2 separate regions of the Homo sapiens genome follow, and region 1 is linked to region 2. A link is a contact called in ENCODE Hi-C data. All regions are on one chromosome and are shown on one strand. Each heading gives the region's core, a stretch centred on a gene start or an enhancer-like site at or near the end of the contact. The rest is flanking DNA. Distances are from core to core; before and after follow the strand shown.

What was found. A loop is a pair of places that touch in the nucleus more often than their neighbours do. Pooled maps may share reads with other maps.
Region 1: a loop to region 2 is called in a map of MCF 10A, with 5 times the contacts of the local background. The contact joins the promoter of IL20RB here to the enhancer-like site in region 2. A Hi-C loop is called at or near these places in 2 of 168 maps with a recorded cell type or tissue (MCF 10A and mammary epithelial cell), 1 of 37 single-sample maps with no recorded cell type and 5 of 50 pooled maps.

Annotation. Positions count from the first base shown.
Region 1 is chr3:136,953,795-136,960,319 of GRCh38, reverse strand. IL20RB (interleukin 20 receptor subunit beta) reads right to left here and starts at 2,337. Exons shown (of 7, transcript NM_144717.4): 1 at 2,119-2,337. The coding sequence starts at 2,206. It overlaps IL20RB-AS1 (IL20RB antisense RNA 1), which reads left to right. Exons shown (of 4, transcript NR_183729.1): 3 at 5,529-5,589.
Region 2 is chr3:136,068,464-136,075,234 of GRCh38, reverse strand. PPP2R3A (protein phosphatase 2 regulatory subunit B''alpha) reads right to left here. Exons shown (of 14, transcript NM_002718.5): 6 at 4,683-4,757. Among named protein-coding and RNA genes, the nearest start is that of PPP2R3A, 110 kb to the right of the region's middle. RefSeq lists an enhancer at 4,120-5,319. Within about 2 kb of position 4,099, at least 13 of the 41 ENCODE cell types and tissues checked have a DNase peak (open chromatin) inside an H3K27ac peak, as active enhancers do; they include mammary epithelial cell, where a contact is called at or near this core.

The DNA.
Region 1 (6,525 bases), core at 1,088-3,587, 890 kb before region 2:
AAAAATTAGCTGGGCGTGGTGGCGTGTGCCTGTAGTCCCAGCTACTCAGGAGGCTGAGGCAGGAGAATCGCTTGAACCTGGGTGGTGGAGATTGCAGTGAGCCAAGATTGCGCCACTGCACTCCAGCCTGGCGACAGAACGAGACTCGGTCAAAAAAAAAAAAAAAAAAAAAAAAAAAAAAGCCACAACTCTACCCATCTGCCCAGTGATCTAGTAACTAATAGAAGTTCATTTAGAATTTGCAGAATTCATCACAGGCACCTACACAATCCAGAGGAAATGGTCAAAACTGCATAAAGACAACCTCAGCTAAAGCAATTATCTACTGATACCACCATCTGTATAACCAACAGATAATAATAACTAACATTTGAGGGTGGGGAAATGTTGAAGTCTTCAAAGCGCTTTTGTTTGTGTCATCTTATTTAACCCCTCATAACCTCAAAGTGGCTATTATGACCATTTCACAGGAAGGGAAACTGACGTTACATGATTGAGTCCTGAGCTAGTGAGTAACAGAGCCAAAACTCACACACAGGTCTTTCTGGCTATGACATCCTTGTGATTTCACCACTGAGGTTTTTTTGGTGTGTGTGTGTTTTCTATGTAAGTTTATAAGCGTCAGAAGTGCACACTCACCTCCAGATCTATTTAAAACAGGAGTTTTCAAGAAAATACTTATAAGACGGGCGTCATTGAAGAAAATGTCAAGTCGAAAAATGCTGGGCTTTCCTCTTCTCATTCAGCCTCCCATCTTCTCGTTTCAGCTTAGTGGACGGATGTTTTCTTGGCAACATTTCTGTTCCAACAACTAAATAACCAACAACTAACTAACCAAACAACCAGCATGCTTAGCCTGTGCTAGGAGATGTGGGGACAGCAGAAAAGATGCCCAGGCCCTGGCCCTCCAGGTCAGTGCTGGAAAGAGAAGTAACCACCTGAAGCTAAAGTACCTGGGGTCAAAGAGAGGTCTTGGAAAGACGTAGAAGGAAATACTGAAGATGCTGCTTCTGGTGGGAAATTATAACAATAAAGGCCAGGAGGAGGAAATGAAGGTATAATATGCTGACTGTTAAGCCAGCAGCTGCTTGTAGTCCATATTCGTTTTCAAGGAGTAGTGAGAAATAGGGTTAAATAAATATAGGGTGGGGCCTGAATATGCTGGGTGATGAGAGACAACAGAATTTGGACACCATGTGCTGAACAACTGGGAGCTGTGAAGGTTTTTAAGCTAGGAAAGAACACCATAAATTTGATGTTTAAGCCAGTTCTACACCTTTGCAAATTGTCTTAGTACTGATTTGTTACCTGATGTAAACTAACTAGAATAATTAAATTAGTTCTGTGTAAAACACACACACACACACAGAGAGTGAGACAGAGAGACAGAGAGAGAGAGAGAGAGAGAAAGTACTCAAGGCTCCCATCAACACTGCAAAGTGCCTAGTGTCTTGGAGTATCAAAATTAGAAGTTTCTCTTAAACGTGATTTGACATGAACAAACATCAAAGGCTACAGAGTTCCAATTTTAAGACAATAAAGCAGATAGGTACAAGCAACCAGGAGTGGAGCAGAGAAAACTATGTAATCTCACTGGCAGGGGAAATGTCCCAAACCAAATATTTTTTAGAATGCTATGGAGTACCTTTTCTTCAATGACCAGTAGAGAAATCCAATTTTTATAAGTCTCGTATCCAATGTTAAGCTCACAAATTGTCTTTTTATTCATGTGTATTTTGCTAGAATCTTTGTTTTAATTTGTTCTTACAGTTAACATCTCCAAGACACACACAGTAAGTCTGAAAGAACTACATTGCACTATATAAAACCAGACGATGAGATAAGTAACAAAGTGCACAGAGCTCTGCTTTTATTTATTTTGATGATTTCTCTTTCTAGATTGTTGTGTGGACATTAAGAAGAGAGATTTCCAAACAGAATGCAGGCCTTTTCTTTGGGATGTGGGAATAGAGGTTTAGGAGGTGATAAATCTTTTGTAAAACAGATATACGATATTCTATACACATATTTCAACCCCAGGCCCTGGGAAAGTATTTTTTGCCTTCTTAACCTATATTCAAGGCCCAAACTATTGGATGTATTCTAATTCATACTTACCTGTGAGCAAACATGGAATCAATGCGTAGAAAAACCACATGAAAAGACTTGTCCAGATTTCTTCTAGAACCATTGTGAAAGTCTGCATTTGGTAGACTCAGTTTGACCTAGAACATTGTTTCTTTCCAAAATAAAGCATTCTGTCCATCTCAGCCATCTTTCTTCAGAATGCATATGTTGGAGCTGAGGTCTGAGTCGCAGCGAAGCCTGAATTGTTCTAGAGCCGGCCCAGGAAGCTCAGAAAGGGCGGGCTCCGAAGCACCCTCCTTTCTGCCCAAACCCAGATGTTGCATCAGCAGGGAGTGGCCTAGGAGAGTTCCAGAGAAAATGTAACTTTGGGGAGCTTGAGAATCTGCCTATGAGCAATACCCGGACCACAGGCTCTGTCCTAAAGGACTCTGCACCTCCCTAAAAGCCAATGAGCAGGCAGGATTATCTCCCTCCCTCATTAAATAGCTGTCCTCTTCCAAGTTTCTCTCTGTGAGTTCATTCAAGCTGGGTACTGACTAGCTCTTTTTTCTAATATGTACCCACTTCAGAAAAACTAAAGATATTTGAAAAAATTTAAAATACCCTTCTAAAAGTCAGGAGGGTAAAGAATAATATATAGCTTCATATTTGCATGCATTTGCAAAAAGAAAAACTAAAAGAAGATATAAGAAATGAACAAGATTGGTTACCTTGGGGCAGAGAAAGTGGGAATTGGAAAGGTGGAAGAGAAAAATGGGAACAAGACTTTTGACTGAATATCTTTGTATATCGTTTGATTACTGAGTCACGTGAATGTATTACTGAAAAATTAAAACCAATTTCAATAGGTGGAAGAAAAACCTTGTGATAGTATTTAGCCCTTTAAAATTTAGCCCTTGAAGGACTTTAACCACCCTAATGTGCAAATACAATAGTGGAATAAACATGGGTTCTAGAGTATAATGTATTTTGGTTCAAGTTTCAGAACTTACAATGTAACCTTGGGAAAGTTGGTCATTTATTTATTCATTCAAGAAACCTTCACTGAAGGCCTACTATGTGCTAGTTCTTAGGAATTCAACAGTCCATTCCCTCAACAAGAATTTCCCAACTAGTGGAGAAGATAGACACGGGAATAATCATAAGTCAATTTTTAAAATGAAGGGACAGCAATATTCGTAAGGAAACATAGCATCACTAAAAAGAAACATCTAACCCAGTTTGTAGGATTACAGAAAGCTTCCTGGAGGAGGTGACTCCAGGACTGGGTGTTAAACTCTGGAAAAAAAAAAAAAAAATCAGCCAGGAATGTTGTTTTTAGGAAGCAAGAAGAAGTTTGGTGCAACACGAGAACAAGGTTGAAATGGCGAGAAATAGGGCTTAGTGGCAGACAGAAACAGGATTCTAGAGAGTTTTGAATGCCTTATTGAGGAGCTTGGAATTTATCCTGAGAGGAATGAAGGTCAAAGGAAGGGTTCAAAGCTCAAATATGACCATGTCATTCCCTGCATTTGAGCTTTAAAAAGTTTGTGACTAGGGTGGAGAAAACAGCACAGGGGGCCAGATTGAAGGCAGGAGGGCCATGAGGGAGCTATGGTAGTGATCCAGGTGACAGACATTGTTGGCTTCCACTAGGTTTCTCATGTCTGCAGAGAGAAATGACCAAATTCAAAAGATAAAGAAGATAGAACTGATAGCTCCTGGATATTGAGTGCATTAAGAGGGCTGGGGAGGAGGAGCCAAACATGGCTTTCAGGTTCTGAGTTTGGGTAACTGGGTGGATGGCAGCACCTCAAGTGAAATAATGAAGTGGGTGGAGTGTGGTCAGGACAGGCAGGATTGGGGGTGCTATAGAAAAAGGCTGCAAATGTTCAGCTTGCGAAATTTGAGCTTAGATGCTTATATGGGCAGGGGAGTCTCTAGTATATAAATAATCTTTGTCTCAGGTTGATTGGTGTCAACTTTTTAGTTGTGTTTCTTTAGGCAAGTCATTTAAACTATCTGCTTTATGGTTCTCATCTGAAAATTGGGAACAATTATAATAGTGTCTGACTCAGGGCTGTTGTGAGGATTAAGTGAAACTTAGAACAGGATCTGGCACAAAATAAGTATACAATAAACATTGCTGTATATCTTTTTACCACACCATAGTCAAGAAAACCTGGTGCATATTTTCCTTGATTCCAGCACTGTGAGTCAGTGGCCACATCTGTACTTTGACCTCTGGTCACTAGCTGCTTGTACAGTCTCTCACTGCTCCTCTTAAGAGTGCTTCATACATGGCCTCAACGTCTGTCCCCAATGTTACCTTTGTTCTCCATCTTGGCTTCCTGATTCCTCTCTCCTAAGTTCGCTTCTGCTCACAGTTCCAGCATGTCAAAAGTTAGCAATATAAGCCAATGTGTACTGGATATCTATTATCTGCCAAGAATGTCCTAAAGGGTTTCTACACACTATATACATGTCCATATATTATACAACAGACTTGCAAGGTAAGATATGATTTGATTCTCCACTTTTCAGGTGAGAACACAGGGCTCAGGGAAATTAACTTACTGTAGATCACAGAGCTATTCAGGGATGGAAACAGGAATTCTAACTGAGGTCTGCATAACTCCAAGCTTTTTTCACTCACTTTAACTGCCTCCCAGTTAGCATCAAAGGAATGTGTCTGAGGGACACAAAGGAGTGATCCAAGAGATCAGCAAAGGCTTTAGGGAATAGGTAGACCTCAATATGAGGTTCCGGATGTACCAATTGGATATGGGTAGGAGGGGAAGAGAGGCACACTGTTCATCATTCCTTTTGGGAGAATGATATGAGCAAAGATGGAAAGGTAGAGGGGAATACAGACTGAATTAAGAAGATGAAAATGAAAGTAAACAGAGAAAATGGAGGAAAGAATAAGAATCATTTAGCTATGCTGTCGGAGAAGAAGAGTTGTTTACCAAACTTTGAAGTGTTACGATGGCTAGTTAGCTCCACCTGCTCATTGGTCCCTGTCAAGACACTCCTGTCCAGCACTACAATGCTCTGGCAAGACAGTACTGCCTGCCAATCCTTCATAAGCCATTGCACAGAGTCTGCCCTGGGTTCAGCACACCTCAAGGGGCACTGAGAGATAATGCCATCTGCCTGTCATATTTTTTGAACAATAATCCGTTTCAAGCCTGGGTCATGACCCAACAAGTAACTCAGACCACCCACCTCTGCCTGGGCTGTATCTTTGGGTGAGGACTTCTGGAGGGCTGTGCCTCACCTGCTAGCCCCTAACATTCCTGGATAATCCCTGACCCTGATTTTGCCTTTCTCTTCTGGCTTTGAGGTGCCCCTCTATAGAAAGAGAAGTTGTAATGTCTTGTCTATGCAACATGCACAACGAAACTATTCTCTATCCTGTTTCCTGCACTTCTCAAGTTAATTTCTGGTGCCTTCCACAGAGTTGGAGGGTCATCCATGTCAGAAGATAAACCGCTGGAAGAATAGACCAATTTCCTATAGGTAGGTACAGTTCAGAAATAGGATTTTTTTTTCGATTACACTATTTGCCACTTAAATCTCTGATATTTAATTATGGAAGGAAAAGCAAGCAGAGAAAAGGTTTTATGAAAAGGTAGAGGCAGTGGGGAGGGATGGGAAGTTTTGTGGCCAAGGAAGAGAACCCTAAGCTCTCTGTGCCCTGCAGGGCCAGGACTAAAATTAAGGGAAGCACCTAGGGCGCAAAATCTGAGGCACTCACTCTTAGGGTTGTGCAAGTCCAGGATAGGCCCTGTGTCCTTGAATGAACTATGTGGTCAATTATTACAGTCCAGTAATCTTCCTTTCCCCTACTTAACACAAAATAGTTCCTTCCCTTTGCATTAAGATTCTTAGATATCTATGTTCTGTCTTGTAGCACTTCTGACATTTAGTTGGATTTCACTGTGTCTCTATTTTTTCTTTTTAGAAGTAACACAGGGAATTTAAATAGCGGAATTCCACTTGTCTTAGACTCTTCTAATTCATGCTTCCACCAAGACTGTTCCGGGTGGAATTTTTTTTTTTTTTTTTAGATGGAGTTTCGCTCTTGTTGCCCAGGCTGGAGTGCAATGGCGTGATCTTGGCTCACCGCAACCTCCACCTCCCGGGTTCAAGCGATTCTCCTGCCTCAGCCTCCCCAGTAGCTGGGATTACAAGCATGTGCCACCACGCCTGGCTAATTTTGTATTTTTAGTACAGACGGTGTTTCTCCACATTGGTCAGGCTGGTCTTGAACTCCCGACCTCATGTGATCCCCCCGCCTCGGCCTCCCAAAGTGCTGGGATTACAGGCCTGAGTCACTGTGCCCGGCCCCAGGTAGAATTTCTACACGTTTTTAGAATCTAATTTTCAGGGCTCCTGCATTCCTTTTTCACTTCTGAAATACTTCAGTTTTTCAATTTCCTCCCAAATGTTTGT
Region 2 (6,771 bases), core at 2,850-5,349:
CACCAAGGGATCTTTAGTCAACTTGATATATAAGTTAAATTGTAAGTCAGTTTCCTTTCTTCTTGGTATCTATTGAATTAGAAATCTCTAATTCACAAGTATAGGTCACCAGGAATGGAAATGTTTGATGGCTCTGTCATATAGTTTTTGAAAAATGAATTAAATACAGACATAGAAGTTACAAATAATTTTTACTATGTATGTGTACAGAAGAACAAACTCCAATGCTGGAAGCCTGGCTCTCACTTGGCAGGAGTGGTGAACAGATTTCTAATTCACTCTTTGGTTAACATGGCTCAGAAAAGTATTTCCTTATGGTCTTCTGTAGAGTTAGGACTTTAAAAAATATATCTAACAAAAATTTTTTTTTCTCTCTTAAGAGGAAAAGTTTTCAAGGGGGAAGAGTTGGTAAGCTCTTAGTGTGAGCAGTCTCCACTATAGCTTAGTCATCTTAGGAAAATCAGTACCTTGCCCTCCACAAGGAAAATCCTGGCATTTCAGCCTACAGTGGTGGATTCTGGCCAATCAAGATACTGAATATATCACTAAGACACACCATTGGAGCAAGCCACAGAAATATCTCTACTGCCAGCACCAGTGTCATAAAGAAGTATTTTAAATCTCATCGCTTATTTTAAAAACTCAAGTTAGCACTTCTTTCCTCAAAAGTTGGCATATGTTGGTTTGGATAAGCAAAACCTTTTATTCACTGGCAATTTTTGCACAGCATGCAAAACTGCACTCAACGGCTATGATTTGCTGGTATTTCTAATCTTCATTTTCATTCAATATCAAAGGCTTATTTCTCAACTTCTAAATCTTTTTGGAAATAAGAATACAGACTGACTTTAGGTTCAATCTCTTTTTTTGGGTAATGATGTCCTTCTTTGCTGTACAAATAGCTGATGGTCTGTCTTTCCAGTCTAAAAACAGCTGACAAAATAATTAACTAAACAAACAGCCTTTCCTGTAACATAGATTTTCAATGATACATAGAAAATAAAAGTTTTCTAACTTTCCTTCATCATATATGTACCTCACATAAGCTAATACTTGGATCACACTCTATGTCAGTGGTTTCTTCCAAATGCAAACTGAAAGAACTGAGTAACACTAGCATGCAAACATATTAATTGTTCTTCTATACTGTATGCCACGAAGATTATATAACATTCAATAGAGTCACATGGTAACTGATTTTGCTTTTTCTGAGATATCTGTCATTAATTCTGAGGCTGATCTTTATATGTTTCTTAGAAATAGTGTGATCTTAACTGTTTTTGCTGTGAGCAGGGTAGAGAACGATGTCTTTTTAATTTGGTCACTTTTATGTCTAACAACAAAATTAATTTCATACTAGAAGGCCTTATTTTACATTTGTTCTAGAAAAACTCACTGTACTCTGAAATAATGCAACAGTTTCAATGACTTCATGCCATTATTTGACCAAGTTTCATAACAGAAAAGGCACTGAGGAGAAGATAACCAGTCTAATACAATTCTATTTCCAGATAATCGTTTTTATACTTTTTATTTGCCCTTTTTGTGAGTTTATCACAATGGCAGTTATTCACTTATCTCAGTACATATTCACGTGAAATGTTCCCAATTAGGTCTTGTTTACTATTTATGTTATGGTGCTGTTTTGAGTTGCCATATTATCATCATTTTATCACAAGTATTTTATACTTAAATGGCTAGTTCTGAGTAATGGATTCACTTTTGTGCATTGGAGATAAAGCAGCACAATGTTAATAACAAAGTGAAATTTAACAAATGTAAAGTTACATACAAATGCCATGAAAATATTACAGCAGAGATAATTAACTGTACTCTATTAATTCGCCAGTGTAGTTCATTTTGTTCAACTATTATTAACATGACGCTATTTCTCAGAAAATGTGAATTATATGTGAACAAAATGGTTTCATGGCTTTTCACTCTAAAATCATAAAACTTCCTGGGGATGGCTGGGTGCGGTGGCTCATGCCTGTAATCCCAGCACTTTGGGAGGCCGTGGCAGGCGGATCATGAGGTCAGGAGATCGAGACCATCCTGGCTAACATGGTGAAACCCCGTCTCTACTAAAAATACAAAAAATTAGCCGGGCGTGGTGGTGGGCGCCTGTAGTCCCAGCTACTTGGGAGGCTGAGGCAGGAGAATGGCGTGAACCCGAGAGGTGGAGCTTGCAGTGAGCCGAGACCGTGCCACTGCACTGCAGCCTGAGTGACAGAGTGAGACTCCGTCTCAAAAAAAACCCAAACAAACAAAAACCAAAAAACTTCCTAAGGACTACTTGCTAGGTGACCAAATACCATCGAATGTCCAAGTACTTCAAAAAATATCAAACTATGCGTTCATTAAGATCATGAAAGAAAAAAAAGAAATATCAAACTAGAACCATAAAGAAAACTTATTTCCATTTTACTCTTTTGTTCTTTAATATCTAAGAATACATGCCAACAGTTTGGACTAGTTTAATTCCAACAGTTTGGACTAGTTTATTTCTAAGATCTTTTCTAACTCTTAAGAATCTAAATTATGCTGTTAATATGCCCTGAGTTTTCAGAATAGTCAATATTCAGAACCCAATAATTCTCTTTGGGACTGCAGCCAGAGCTAGCGTAGAATTCTTTTCTTTTGAGACAGATCCTTGCTCTGCCTCCCAGGCTGGAGTGCAGGGGCAAGAATCTCAGCTCACTGCAACCTCCACCTCCTGGGTTCAAGTGATTCCCGTGCCTCAGCCTCCTGAGTAGCTGGGACTACAGGTGTGCACCACCACACCTGGCTAATTTTTATATTTTTAGTAGAGACGGGGTTTCACCATGTTGGCCAAGCTGGTCTTGAATGTCTCGCCTCAAGTAATCTGTCTGCCTCGGGCTCCCAAAGTGCTGGGATTACAGGTATGAGTCACTGTGCCTGGCCTAGAATTCTTAAACATGGATAATTTCATGTATTCACTCAGTACATATTGACTGTCTATTATATGCCAGGGAATATTCTAGGTACTGAGGACATAGACAAAGTTCCTGCTTGTATGGAGCTTATATTATAGAGACGGAGATGGACAAACAAAAAATTAAATATCAGATGACAGGAGATGGACAAACAAAAAATTAAATTTTATCAGATGATAGGAGATGGACAAACAAAAAATTAAATATCAGATGATAGGAGCTAAGAAGAAAAATGAAGCAGGACAAAGGAATAGAGTGTAGGGGGAGGGGGCAGAGGAAGAAGGGTTACAAAAACAGAGAGTGATCAGGGAGGGCCTCACTAAATAAGGGAACCGAGCAGATATCTGGATGAAGTGAGGGAGTGACAATGTGGAAATCTGTAGGAAGAACATTCCAAGCAAAGGAAAGAGGAAGAACAAAGCATGTGAGGCAGAAGTGGGTTTGGTTTGCTCATGGTGGCTGAAGCAGAGTAAGAAAATGAGTGGGAGGTAGGAGATAAGATGAGAGAATAGGGGTTGCCAGGGTATGGGAGGATTATGGAGAATCTTGGCAAGGACTTGGCTTTTATTCTATGTGAGCTGGGAAACTACTGCAGGGTTTGAGCAGAGGAGTGACATGATCTGGCTGATTTTTTAAAAGGACAATTGTTTGCTCTGTGGAGGCTAGACTATGGGGCAATTAGAGTGGTAACAGGGAGACCAATTAAAAATAAACCAAGTTTGATATCAGGGCGACAGGCCAGGTTGATTGTGGTAGAGGTAATTTAGTAGAGTGTCACGGTTAACAGGAAAAAATAACTTCTGAGATTGTCTTAGATAACAGTGACACCTTCTGGCTCAAATAAAATCTTACAAAGTTTTATACTGACATAAGAGAGCCAATGCAAAAGCACTGAATGAAAAATAAAGTTCCTACAGGAGAAAAAGAAAACAGTAGTATTTTGTAACTCGGCAGGACCTAACATATCTTTGGCTAACAAACTGTACCCTAAGTATAGGAGGGTGGTCCTCAGAGGAGACGGCCCTGTTTAGCTGAGGAATCTGAGCTACATGCCAGGGCCATCTCACTTGAGAATGTGTCTGGTGAATGGCCCTGGGGCTGGTCGGTGGAATGTCTCCAAAGATAATGTGGGAGCTAGAGCAGAGTGCATGAAATGGCTACTCCGTGCCCTGTGGGCCTGTGTGTGCTCACTTATAATTCCTGACCTAACTGGGACTGACCAAATGAGGCTGTGCCTGAGAAACAGGGAGTGCGAGCTCCTCACAAAATGAGATTGTGATCATGTTGTTTTAAATTCTTACATCGTTTTCTGATTACACACAAGCTATTTTCTCATTATCATGTCCAGTTCTAACTTTGAGGTACTAGAGACCAATCTTTTTTTCTGGGACAGGGACAGACTGTTGAAAATTCTTTTCAGTCTTATTTGGAAATGCTAAATATCAACTGGATATCAATATTCATAACACAGAAAAAGATATGCCTCATAAGACCAGATAGAAGGAATATATTACTTTAATTTTGTAAGTATTGGGCACAAACAAGAAGGAAAATAGATAAAAATGAAGAAATTATGAATTCAATTTTATTTTAGCTTCCTTCCACTTGAAATAATCATTATAACCCATGTTACCTTTTGCATAGATACTTGAAATTCTGGATAGCAGATGGTAATAAAAAGGTGACTTATGGAGTTATATTAAGAAAAAAGATGACTCAGCCTACCGTGGTGATGTAGCGGGAGTGGAATTCTGGAGCATCTTTCAGGAACGTGAGACCAGGGTGGGTATCCACCACATCCTGAAAAAGATCAAAACCAAAACTAAATTAACAAACATACAAAAATTATGCCTATGGAAGTTTTTCCTTCCTGTATGTTGCCAGTTGAGCAAACTTGCTATTTTACAATAATGAATAATGCACTTAAAATTTAATTCTTTATTAAATTCGTTTCATTATAAGCATACTTATGTGTGCTTTTCTGTATACACAGCATACTTCAAAAAAAGTTGAAGTTTGATTTTAGCTACGTTAGGTAATTTGTGAATCAAATGTCTCCGAGGTATGTACTGTAATTCTAACACATCAACAGCACATCAAGGCAATTCATCCCACAGATTATTGTCGAGGTATTATGTAAAGTGTATTTACACAGAAAGGATGTCGTGGACAGTAGATGCAAGCCAATGAAAATGATCCTCTTTCATAATCTAAAAACATGGAAAATTCTTTTTGGAAAAAAAAAGCAGCCATGTAGTCAAGTAGTTTGAATCTTTGTTAAGCTGTGCAAGCCAGTTAATGCCCATCAGATTTTATCATAATTGTGTGGATAAATCATTTCTCACATTAGAATTTTATTTATTTTTAAATCTTTAATCTTGTTCTCATTGAAGACTATTGGAATATTAAAACCTGAAAATACTGTTTTTATTTTCTAATTAGATTTTTAAAGCATTCTGAATGAGCCCAGAGGATCTAATAGAGATAATCACAATATTAATTAACCAGAGGAAATAGCTATGCCATTACAGATATAGTCTATTAACTGGCTTGTCATCAACAGACAGACATCAAGTATATCTCTTCTGTTTCTTCAGAGCAGTTAGCTATAATACCAATACATAGTCTCAAACCAATGGACTTATTTCTTTAACTTTTTTTAGGCTTATTATTATACATATTACATAATTTTTATTTTTTGAGACAGAGTCTCGCTCCGCCTCCCAGGCTGGAGTACAGTGCTACGATCTCAGCTTATGACAACCTCTGCCTCTCCAAGTTCAAGGGATTCTCATCCCTCAGCCTCTTGAGTAGCTGGGACTACAGGTATGTCGCACCACACCAGGTTAATTTTTGTATTTTTAGTAGAGACAAGGTTTCACCATGCTGGCCAGGCTGGTCTTGAACTACTGGTGTCAAGTGATCCACTCCCCTAGGCCTCCCAAAGTGCTGGGATTACAGGCATGAGCCACCATGCCTGGCTAACTTTTTATTTGGAAATAATCTTATACTTACAAAAATTATTATAGAAAAATTTCCTATGCTCCTCTCCCAGCTTCCCTTAATGGTAACAAGTCACAAACAATAGTATAGTGATAAAAACCAGAAAATGAACATGGATAAGATATGAAACTACTCAAATCTCACTAGTTTTTCCACTAATGTCTTTTTCTGTTCCAGGATCTTACACTGCATTTAGCTTTTGTGTCTCACTGGTCTCTTCCAATCTGTGAAAGTTCGTTAGTCTTTCCTTACGATTTTGATGCTTTTAATGAGTTTTGGTCAGTTATTCTGTAGACTGTCTCTCCATTTGGTTTTGTTTGATGTCTGGTCATGATTAAGGTTACACATTTTTGGCAGGAGAACCACAGAAGTGATGAGTCCTTTTCAGTGCATCACTGGGCATACGTAATACAGAGGGTATGTGATGTTGGTATGTCTTCATTTGGTGATGTTAACTTTAATCACACTTAGTTCAAGTGGTGTCTGCTGCGTTCTCCACTGTAAAGTTGCTATTTTCTCTTAATAATAGATAAATATCATGGAGGCAGACGCTTTTGAGAGTGTCAATATCCTATTTCTCCTCAAAAGTTCTCTCATTCATTTTAGCATCTATTGTTAGATTATGCCTGCAACATTTACACTGTAGTGTTTACTTAATAGTGATTTTGTTTCTATTCTGTCTACATTTCTTAACTGGAAATCTTCTATAAGGAAGAGCTGTCTCTTCTCTCCTATTTATTTCTTTTATTTTTTTGAGACGGAGTCTTGCTCTGTCATCCAGGCTGGAGGGCAGCAGTGGTGCGATCTCAGC